Regions from separate parts of the Mus musculus genome. Here region 1 is linked to region 2. Evidence: chromatin loops called from intact Hi-C (ENCODE). Cell type or tissue: gastrocnemius. All regions are shown on one strand. Each heading gives the region's core, and the rest is flanking DNA. Links, peaks and the distances in the headings are about the cores only. Region 1 overlaps 9330111N05Rik (RIKEN cDNA 9330111N05 gene). Region 2 holds the start of 5430425K12Rik (RIKEN cDNA 5430425K12 gene).

Region 1 (4,400 bases), core at 267-4,266, 82 kb after region 2:
AGGAGGTTAAACTGGAAAAACCAAGCACAGGTTATGGTCCACTTATTTGAGAGAAAAGAAAAATAAACCCGGAGTCGTCCAGTATTTTTCCTACCACATTTGAACATGCTTTTGGCCAGCATTGTTCTCCTCTGCAGACAGCCAAGGTTTGCTATGGTCAGTAGTTTCCAGGCTGCATATATGTCAGCATCAGCTAGGGGCAGTTTAAAAATCCAAATGTGTGGGCTATGTTTACAATCACTTAGATTATTCTTCCAATGGTATTTGATAAACACCAAAGATCACCCCAGCTTGAAGGCAAGCTTGAGAATTGCCCCCACCATGGGAGCTTCTCTAAGTCTGGAATCATAACAATGATTTGAAGAGTTTAGTTCCAGTCCTCCAAGTTGTTTGAAGACCTCAGCATCAAATTATAAACCTGATTTGCTTTACCCCAGCTTTAGTAACTGAAATTTTAGAGCAAACCAAATGAAGAAAAGGGAAGTCTTAGCAATCGAGGAGACCTAATTTTTTATAACAAGACCAGAAACATATTAACTAGACAGATGTGAACAAGTTACTTATTCCCATCAAATCTCCATTCCTGTTCTGAAAAATGGGTCAACGATGCCTTCTATTGAACTGTTATTCTTGCATGCTTTGTTAATCAAAGTAAGCATTCTCTCTCACCTGATCTGGAATTGTAAAATTCCACTTCTGGACAAATCTAGCTCTTCATGTGACTTTATATCCTACTACTTGTCCTCTGCTTTCTTCATGGGAATGCTTTCTCAATCACTACACTCTCCCCCTAAGACCAGTCTCAGATATTCTACCTGCTGACAATTTTTTTTCCTTAAATTTACAAATATATGCTTATTTTTTCTAGATTGCCTGTTTCTGGGCTCAAGTTCTCTGGTAAATAGCATGCTCTAGAACTTCTAACATTCCTTCATACTGTAGAATGTAACCACACACATTGCATGAATTAAGTTTCCTTGGCTGTATTTCTAATTGGACTATCACTCAAATTCTCTTTCACACCTAGGTATTGTGTTTGGTTTTTTTCATTCAACTGAATTTATTATGTACTTACATTCAAGTTCTTTGATCTACACAGTATATTTCAGTACAAAAAGGTTGTCAGTATAAGGACATAGACAAATCTAGGCCTTGACTATCCCTGTATCATTTTTTTGACTCATCAAAATATAACATTTTTATCTTGGTGTGGTGATATAAGCCTGGTACTTAGGGGATAAAGTAAAGAGGATGGATTCAAGTTTGAGCCAGTCTGATCTACATAGTCAGTTTCAGGCCAGTGAGTGCTACATAGCAAGACAGTGCCACAAAAAGCATATAAAAAATATTTATATTTACTCATGCCATAGAATAAGATCATCATTAAAGAAAAATGATTTTAATGTAATTTTAAGGTGGAAACTGGAAACAGAAATAGTAATTTGCTATATTAAGTTATGGTGGGCACTCATGTAGGCCCAAAATTCATCATGAATTTTGAATTGGTAATTTTTCAAAATTCCATTCTTTCTCCTTCAAATATAGCAAGCCCTATGCTGGGATTATTATTGTATACATGGGGAGAAGTCCATGAATTTCCTTGGGAATTATTTTGTATGACATGTGAAGAGGGTATTCTACTTTCAAAACTAAGAGATCTGGCTCTGCTTTTCAATACCTATAAATACATCAAAGACATAAACAGCCAATCTAAGTGAAAGAGTTGGCTGACCACCTTTTACCCCCTACATCATGCAACAATCAGGTAGGTTTTGTCTGTTTCTTCAGTGCACTGTGCTTCAGCCCTGAGTCCCCTTTGTGACTTTCTAAGTGCTTTTTGTGTCTGTAAGCTCCGTGATCTTGCATTTTTTGGGGTGAGGATAGGAAGTGACTGATTCTACCAAAGGCAATTGAGTTATATATGACTACTAGGGGAGAAAAGGAAGATGAAGAGGGGAGGGGAGGGGTAGAGGGGGAAGGGGGTCAAGAAGGCATGGTTTGGCACCTAGTAGATTTAAGAAGTAATACTGCCACCAGGGAATTCATAACCAGTAAATATTAAAGCTTTCCAGTTTCCTTAAGGCTGGCTTCCTAAAACTTAAAAAGTTGGAAACAAAGCTGGATTTAGTAAACCTATATCCATTAGTAAGTTTCTAGCCCCTATGTGCTGGTCTCTTAGGGTGCCCTCTGCTGGGCCCCAACTAATTCTTCTGACATGGGGCAAGAAGTTATGAAACTCACATGCTGAACTCTCATATAGAATAGAAAGGCCATTTATGTCCCAAACTATTAGAATCCTAGCGTTTGCTTCTCAAGCCAACAATCCAGATAAACTAATTGCTGTCTATATGTTTTGTTCTGAAAGTGGGAAAAAGGCAAATTCTCCTGCCAAATTGTCTATATGTTCCCACTGTGGCTTTATGGAGATAATACCTTTACTTCGCATCTAACTCACTGCTGATTAGTGATGGAATGGAGGCCAGAAAAACAGGGGGATGTTCAGAAGAATCAAAAAGGAAAATACTTTCCAACAGGCAGGGCTGTGGGCTTTCTTTAAAGCACGTTGTGTGGGCAGATGTCTTCTCTGGCTGGCTGTCTCTATTACCGGCCCTGATCTGGGCACTTTCACCCTGCTCAGCCAGAAAAGAATACGCATCAGTGTTTACTTTTAAGTGTTTATGAAGAAAGCCTTGAGCTCTTTGGATGTCCTCATCTGGAATCTCAATAACAAGTAGGTACATGGCATTGTCTTGTGGATTCTTTTATCCATAAAGATGTGCAAGGGCTTTATAAACATTGGCGCAACCACGGCAGCCCTATGTACTTTCTCATCTCCTGTACTTCGCTGGGTAATCTCTGTCTGTTAGTACATTTCCCCAGGACTGGTTAGAGCCAGTCATCATAAGAAGAACTTATTATGGAACCAGTACATTTACTTTGTTGAAGATCTTCTAAAAGAAACACTTCATTAAAGAATAAAGTTGTTTTCTTTTGGCCCCCACCTAGCTTCTTGGAAATCCTAGATCTTTGGTATTCCTTGAGTTTAGAATTAGAGAAGGTGAAATATTATGTCTGACCTGTGTTCTCAAACATGCTTCCTTACTGTTTAAATTTGTATCTGGACATTTGTACTGTTGAATATATCTCTTTAGAGTCCAGATCAACTGAACTGTTAACATATTATCAAGCTGAACTGGTCATGGTGGCATGTGCCTCTGATCTCACCACTGGGAAGGCAGAGGCAAAATGATCTGTGTGACTTCAAGGCTAGCCTGGTCTACATATCGAGTTCTAAGATAGCCAGGGGCTATATACAAAAAACCTGTCTCATAAAACAAAATATATCAGGTTAATAATGTACTTAATGTTAGGAACTCAGAGGTCTTAAAACAAATTTTTGTGAAATTAGGAGATTTCCCAAATCCCTGGCCCTCACTTTTTCTCTCCTTAAAATTTATTGTGCAATTTGTACCTTTTCCTTTTACACATCCATCTTTGACTTAAGGCAAAAATAATTGCTCTCATTGCTTTTTAGTTATTGAAACTTCCATACTCACATTTGAAATTTGAAAATGCTTTGGTGAGAGCCAGCCATTGTCATGGCTCCTGATATGTGTCTGTCCATAGATATATGTATCTGATTTGTAAAGTAGGATCTCAGAGGAAGAGAGAAGGAAAGGACCTAGTTGTGGAGAGCCGTGCTGCGAGCAATCGCCATTATAAGATGGCGCTGGCTTCCGCTGTGCCTAACTAGTAAACAAGCCTTGTGCGCAAGTGCGAGAGTGAACTCACGCCTAGTCACTGCCCATCTCGGGGCGTAGTAATGAGGTGATGGGCGAGCAACAAATCAGGAGCTGACATGCCACATCAGGTGCTGAAACACCATGCTGAGGGCTATATAAGCAGCACCATTTTCCGGGGTCTGGGTCTTCCCTCCTTAAGAAGCAATAAAGCTTGCTGCAGAAGAATCCGGTTGTCTGAGTGTGTTCTTGCTGGCGAGAACGATAGCTCGGGACAAGTGGCGCTGAGAAACCTGGGAACTGCATACCATCACCGGTGCAAGGGAGATCCCCCGTTCGCGGGGCTGGTTCAGAACTGCGGGACACGTAAGGCTCTGTAAGGTATGTTCGGTCTTGAAATTTCTCCAGTGTTAGAGGCCTTTTTGTATGTTTTCACGGGGCTCATTCTTTTTCTTTTGATCACGTACTGCTTCCACCGCTGGAACTGCTGACTGGTTCTCAGTCATGGTCAGGCACAGTTAGACAACAGGGCAGCGAGCAGTATGGGAACTTCCCACTCCGTAGTGACCGCCTTATGGTCGGTCTTGAGGCAGTGTGGCCTAAAAATTGCCATTAAGACTATAGAGGGTTTTGTTAAAGAGATAGATCACGTAGCACCGT
Region 2 (4,400 bases), core at 309-4,308:
GAAACCCTGTCTCGGAAAAAAAAAAAAAAAAAAAAAGAAAAGAAAAGTAAATAAAGAAAATATCTCATAAAAAGGGGGGGCATGAAATCAGAAGGGACACATAGAGAGGTAAAGGTCTGGAGAGGGAAAAGAGGAAAATGGCAGATGGTCATGATCACAATTTATTGCATAAATTTATTATCAATTCAGTCTCATAAATTTGTCCCAATTAAAACTTTCAACGACGGAGTGTTAAAATATTATTTTAAATATATCTGGCTAATCTACCTCAAAACAAAACAAAACAAAACAAAGGACAAGTAAGAGAGAGACCTTGCTGAGCATGCTGGCACTCTGGAGCTTCAACATTTGGGAGAGATTCCTTGTGTTTAGTAGCTCACAGCCTAGTGAAGACTATAATCAGCCAACCACAGTACACGATGTGCTGGTTCTGAGACAGGTGAGCACAGGATCATGATGTCAATGATCCTCTGGACCTACTTTCTGGAGGAGGGAAGGGGGAGGACCTCTACTGTTCACATTTCCATCTGGGAATGAAGGAATGCCCTGTAGGAGCAAATGCAGAGAGGCATCAAGGAAATGCAGGAGATGCGAATTTCTGAAGGGCTTTTCAGTTCTCATGGCAATGTCTGTTTCTCCCTGATGGCCAGCCTTTGCCTGGTTTGACCTGGCTGTGCCAGATCTAGCTGCTATGAGTTCTGCTGCTGCTGCTGCTGCTGGCTCTGCACCCCCCCCCCCTGCCCCGCTCCCAACTGGTCCTTTAGGCACTCCTTTCCATGTGTCAGATGAGGACTCCTTTCCCATTAGCTTGCCATCCACAGGCAGTGCAGTCCAGCCCAGACAGCTGCCTTTGGCTTTGAAAACTGCCTGGCTCACTTCCCCACCAGTCTGTGAAGGAGTCCAACATGCCACTTGATGTCACATGTGTTGCAGGTGTTGTGGATGAAATTGCTACAGGAGCTGGATGTAAATGATGTCATTGGGCAAGACGGGACTTGGCATGCCCACGTTTGTCCAAATGCTGTTCATATCTCCCAGCGAAAAGATGTTGTAAATAAAGAGAACAAGCACAAACTGATCTTAAAGACTGAGCATAAACAAGAGCTGTCCTGGGCACTATGGAAAAGCTTGCAGTTCTCATAGTAAGACTACCCTTGTGTTAGAAACCTGTTGTGCAGACTGAGGAAGTGAAGGCTCAGACAGGTTCAGAGACTTATGCAAGGTCCCACAACTCCACAGATCCCTTTATTCTCTCTCTCTCTCTCTCTCTCTCTCTCTCTCTCTCTCTCACACACACACACACACACACACACTCATAACACACTCACACCTGTATACTGACTCACACACACACTCACACACATTTACACTCATTCATAAATACACACACACACACACACACACACACACTCATAACACACTCACACCTGTATACTGACTCACACACACACTCCCACACATTTACACTCATACATAAATACACACACACACACACACACACACACACACACACACTACTGAGGACAGCAGCCAAGGCCCTGCATATACTAAGCATAGGACTATATAAACAGTTACAGATTACTGTTTATCTTGAATCTGAACACAAATCAACGTGTTCTTTAAACTTTGGACTGGTTTACAGCAGGAACCATGAGATATTAGCATTGTACTAAGATTTCTGATTCCAGGCTGATTATCAGTTTTCTAGGAGTCAAACAAACATAGGGCATTTAGCCTGGGCCTATGAAGTCATGTTCATAAACATGCTATCAATCTAAATACATTGGCTTGAAAGGAAGCAGCAAAGCAATACTAACATAAAGGTCATCAGATAAAAATGTGGTTAAATATATGTGCATTCCCAGAACTACACTAGGGAGAAGATGGGGGAAAGTATGCCTGTTTTTGTGACTTGTTGGTAACTGCCGAGTTCTTTTCCTTGGGACTAAAAACAATTTACAGCATTGCCAACAGCATTCAGTACATTCAGAACAGGATCATTTCACCCAGAGCTGACCGAAGGCCTTGCTCGGGACAGCATCGAGGACGGCTGTCCAGCAGACAGGGGAGTATGCCAGGTTCAGCAAGTGAAAAGCCAAGCAGGGCCATTTTAAGCAACACAGCTTATGTAAGTGAGAGCTAACTGTCTCACTGGAAGTGGGTCAGACAGGAGCTGGGAGAACTGGGGTCCTTATGACCCCAGTGAAACCTACAGATAGCTTTCCTTTGCATCTCTTAGAATGTGACTAGTTATGAAACAATGTCAGAGTTCAGTTCAGGCCTCTGTATTTCCCACCCTCTTCTTGTTTCCAAATGGTTTTCTTTCTCCCTTTCTTCATTGGAATATGCTAAGCTAAGCGAGGCACACATCATTTGATAGAGTTTGATAATGTGACTGCTGGGAACAGGGAAAAAAGGTAGGGGATAAAGAAAGATCCTTTTTGCGGCTCACAGCTGTGATTCAGTTCTGACTCAAGAGGAAGTGTGCCACCTACTGACTCCCAGAAACCACTTCCGGTGGCTGTTTGGTTTATTCTGGAGGCATCAGGCCAGGCCAGGGACTGCCCTGCCCTGACCCTTGCCTGGCTCTCCAGAGCCAAGGCGTTCACAGCTTGAGTTGGTTTGGCCTAAGACTCTTGAGAACATTACAGATTAAATTTCAAGTGTTTCGTTTCCTAGCAAAGAGTCTTTAGCAACATAAAAACGAGCATGTGTTATTTGCAAACCATCTGAACCATTACTCAACCTGAATGTTCCTAAGTTTTTGCAAGGTATGTATTCTGGATGACCGCTCTCCAGCGATCTGAATGTAATTAGTTTTTCCTGTGGGCAGCTCGGGCAGTCTGTAGGGTGGCACTAGCTGCATGAGTCTTCATGGGAGCCCTTTAATCGGTGAAGCAACACTGGACTTGTTCTCATGGGTCCCTGTGTCTGAGCAAGTGCTCAGCCTATGTATGCAGATGGGTTGGGGGAAGTGGTGTGTGGCAGCCACACAGTGTTGCCCTCATACCAGAACTGTACTCTGCCCTCTAGAAATGGGGCCCTGGCTGACCACTGGAGCTCACTTTGGAGTCAACTTTTCTTGAAGGAGCCCCCAAGTACCTTCTTTAATGTAGGGACATATAGAAGAAGGAAAGCGGGTGGGGGGGGGGGCGATGGAGGTAGCCTCAACATTACTTTTTGCTGTATTGGCAGGTGAAAAGAGGAGTAGTAAGTGGTTTGGTTCCATAATGTCATCTTCAAACAGACTAAAGGTTTTTGATTGTTTTTAATCCTAGGTGGTTTAAGATTCCACAGTGCCAGCATACATATGCTCTCTCAATGATTCAAGTTCCAGAAGTGGTTCTGCATGTAGATCAATACTAGAGATCTCAAGGATCACTTCTGAGGGTTAAAAAGGCTTCTTTCCTCAGATTGCATAGGAATCCCTAATGGCAGAGAACAGATAGTGCCTCCCCTGCTCCGCTGATGTGTGAAAGAACGCCTGCAAACCCCTGGAGTGGGCAGCGAACAATCTGTCCGTGTCAGCCAGCTGTCCTGAGGAGTCCTGAGCTACACAGCGGCCAGAGTGGTGCTCGCACCTGTCCTGGAAGGGGGAGCTTTCCTTGTGCCCCCTTTTAGTGTCATTACCATGTCTTCTCCCATGATTTCAGTTCTACCTGATAAGGCCAGACAGTTCCTCAGCGTATGATCGGTAACCTATGGTTAACGATGGAATTCTCTGACTGCACTCTCTTAGCCTGTGTAAATGCATGCATTTCTTTGGGAAAATGATAAAATATATGAAAAAATAACCACAGGCTGAAATGTCCTGTCAAAAAGATATCTAAAGTACATGCAAAGTGTTTGCCAATTAAGTACATGTGAGTAACATTTTTCCAAATTATAATACTCAACATCTTAAAAGGTATATGTAATCCAAACCAGATCATTTTTTCTTTTGCTCTAAGGCTACTCTCCATCTGACATAAAGAGGAGATGGAGATCTACCCCTATGTCTCTCAGGCCAGTTGAACCTCTGATACAGTTTCTGCTTCTTCTTCTTACCTATCATGCCATTTGACTCAAGAAAGCACACAGACTGCATTCTAACTCGGCCTTTCAAAGTCCAGATAATCTAAACATTGTTCATTAAGTACTTTCCTGACAACAGTAGCAAAAAGATAAATTGATTTATAATAATTCCAGAAGCCTGAAGACAATACTTAAACCTTCATCTTGTGTGCAATTTTGTTAGTTCCTATTGTTTTTATTAATCACCCTGTAATCTACTATGTAACCTCTGACCTATAGTAAATGCTTAATAGCTATCTTATTAATAAATTTCAGCATTTACTCTCCAAATAACAAAAAGTATTATTCTGTTTTCTAAGTTTTAAAAAACATTTTATATGAAGTAC

The links. Hi-C counts contacts between places; a loop is a spot of excess contacts. Peaks named below come from ENCODE experiments on the same cell type or tissue, not always from the same donor. Only the 100,000 strongest peaks of a DNase experiment are listed, where the experiment ranks them.
Region 1: a loop joins it to region 2, with 2.6 times the contacts of the local background. A loop is called at or near these places in 1 of 42 quality-filtered maps.

What each region holds. Positions count from the first base shown.
Region 1 is chr13:81,020,417-81,024,816 of GRCm38, forward strand. The region is part of intron 1 of 9330111N05Rik (RIKEN cDNA 9330111N05 gene); the gene reads left to right. Among named protein-coding and RNA genes, the nearest start is that of 9330111N05Rik, 59 kb to the left of the region's middle. In gastrocnemius, for the core only: a CTCF peak has its summit at 2,194 (motif pointing left); no DNase peak of the experiment used is centred there.
Region 2 is chr13:80,938,527-80,942,926 of GRCm38, forward strand. 5430425K12Rik (RIKEN cDNA 5430425K12 gene) reads left to right here and starts at 1,877. Exons shown (of 5, transcript NR_103550.1): 1 at 1,877-2,128; 2 at 2,680-2,771. In gastrocnemius, for the core only: a CTCF peak has its summit at 2,499 (motif pointing left); a DNase peak (open chromatin) is centred at 868; H3K4me3 peaks cover 1,937 bases; H3K27ac peaks cover 4,000 bases.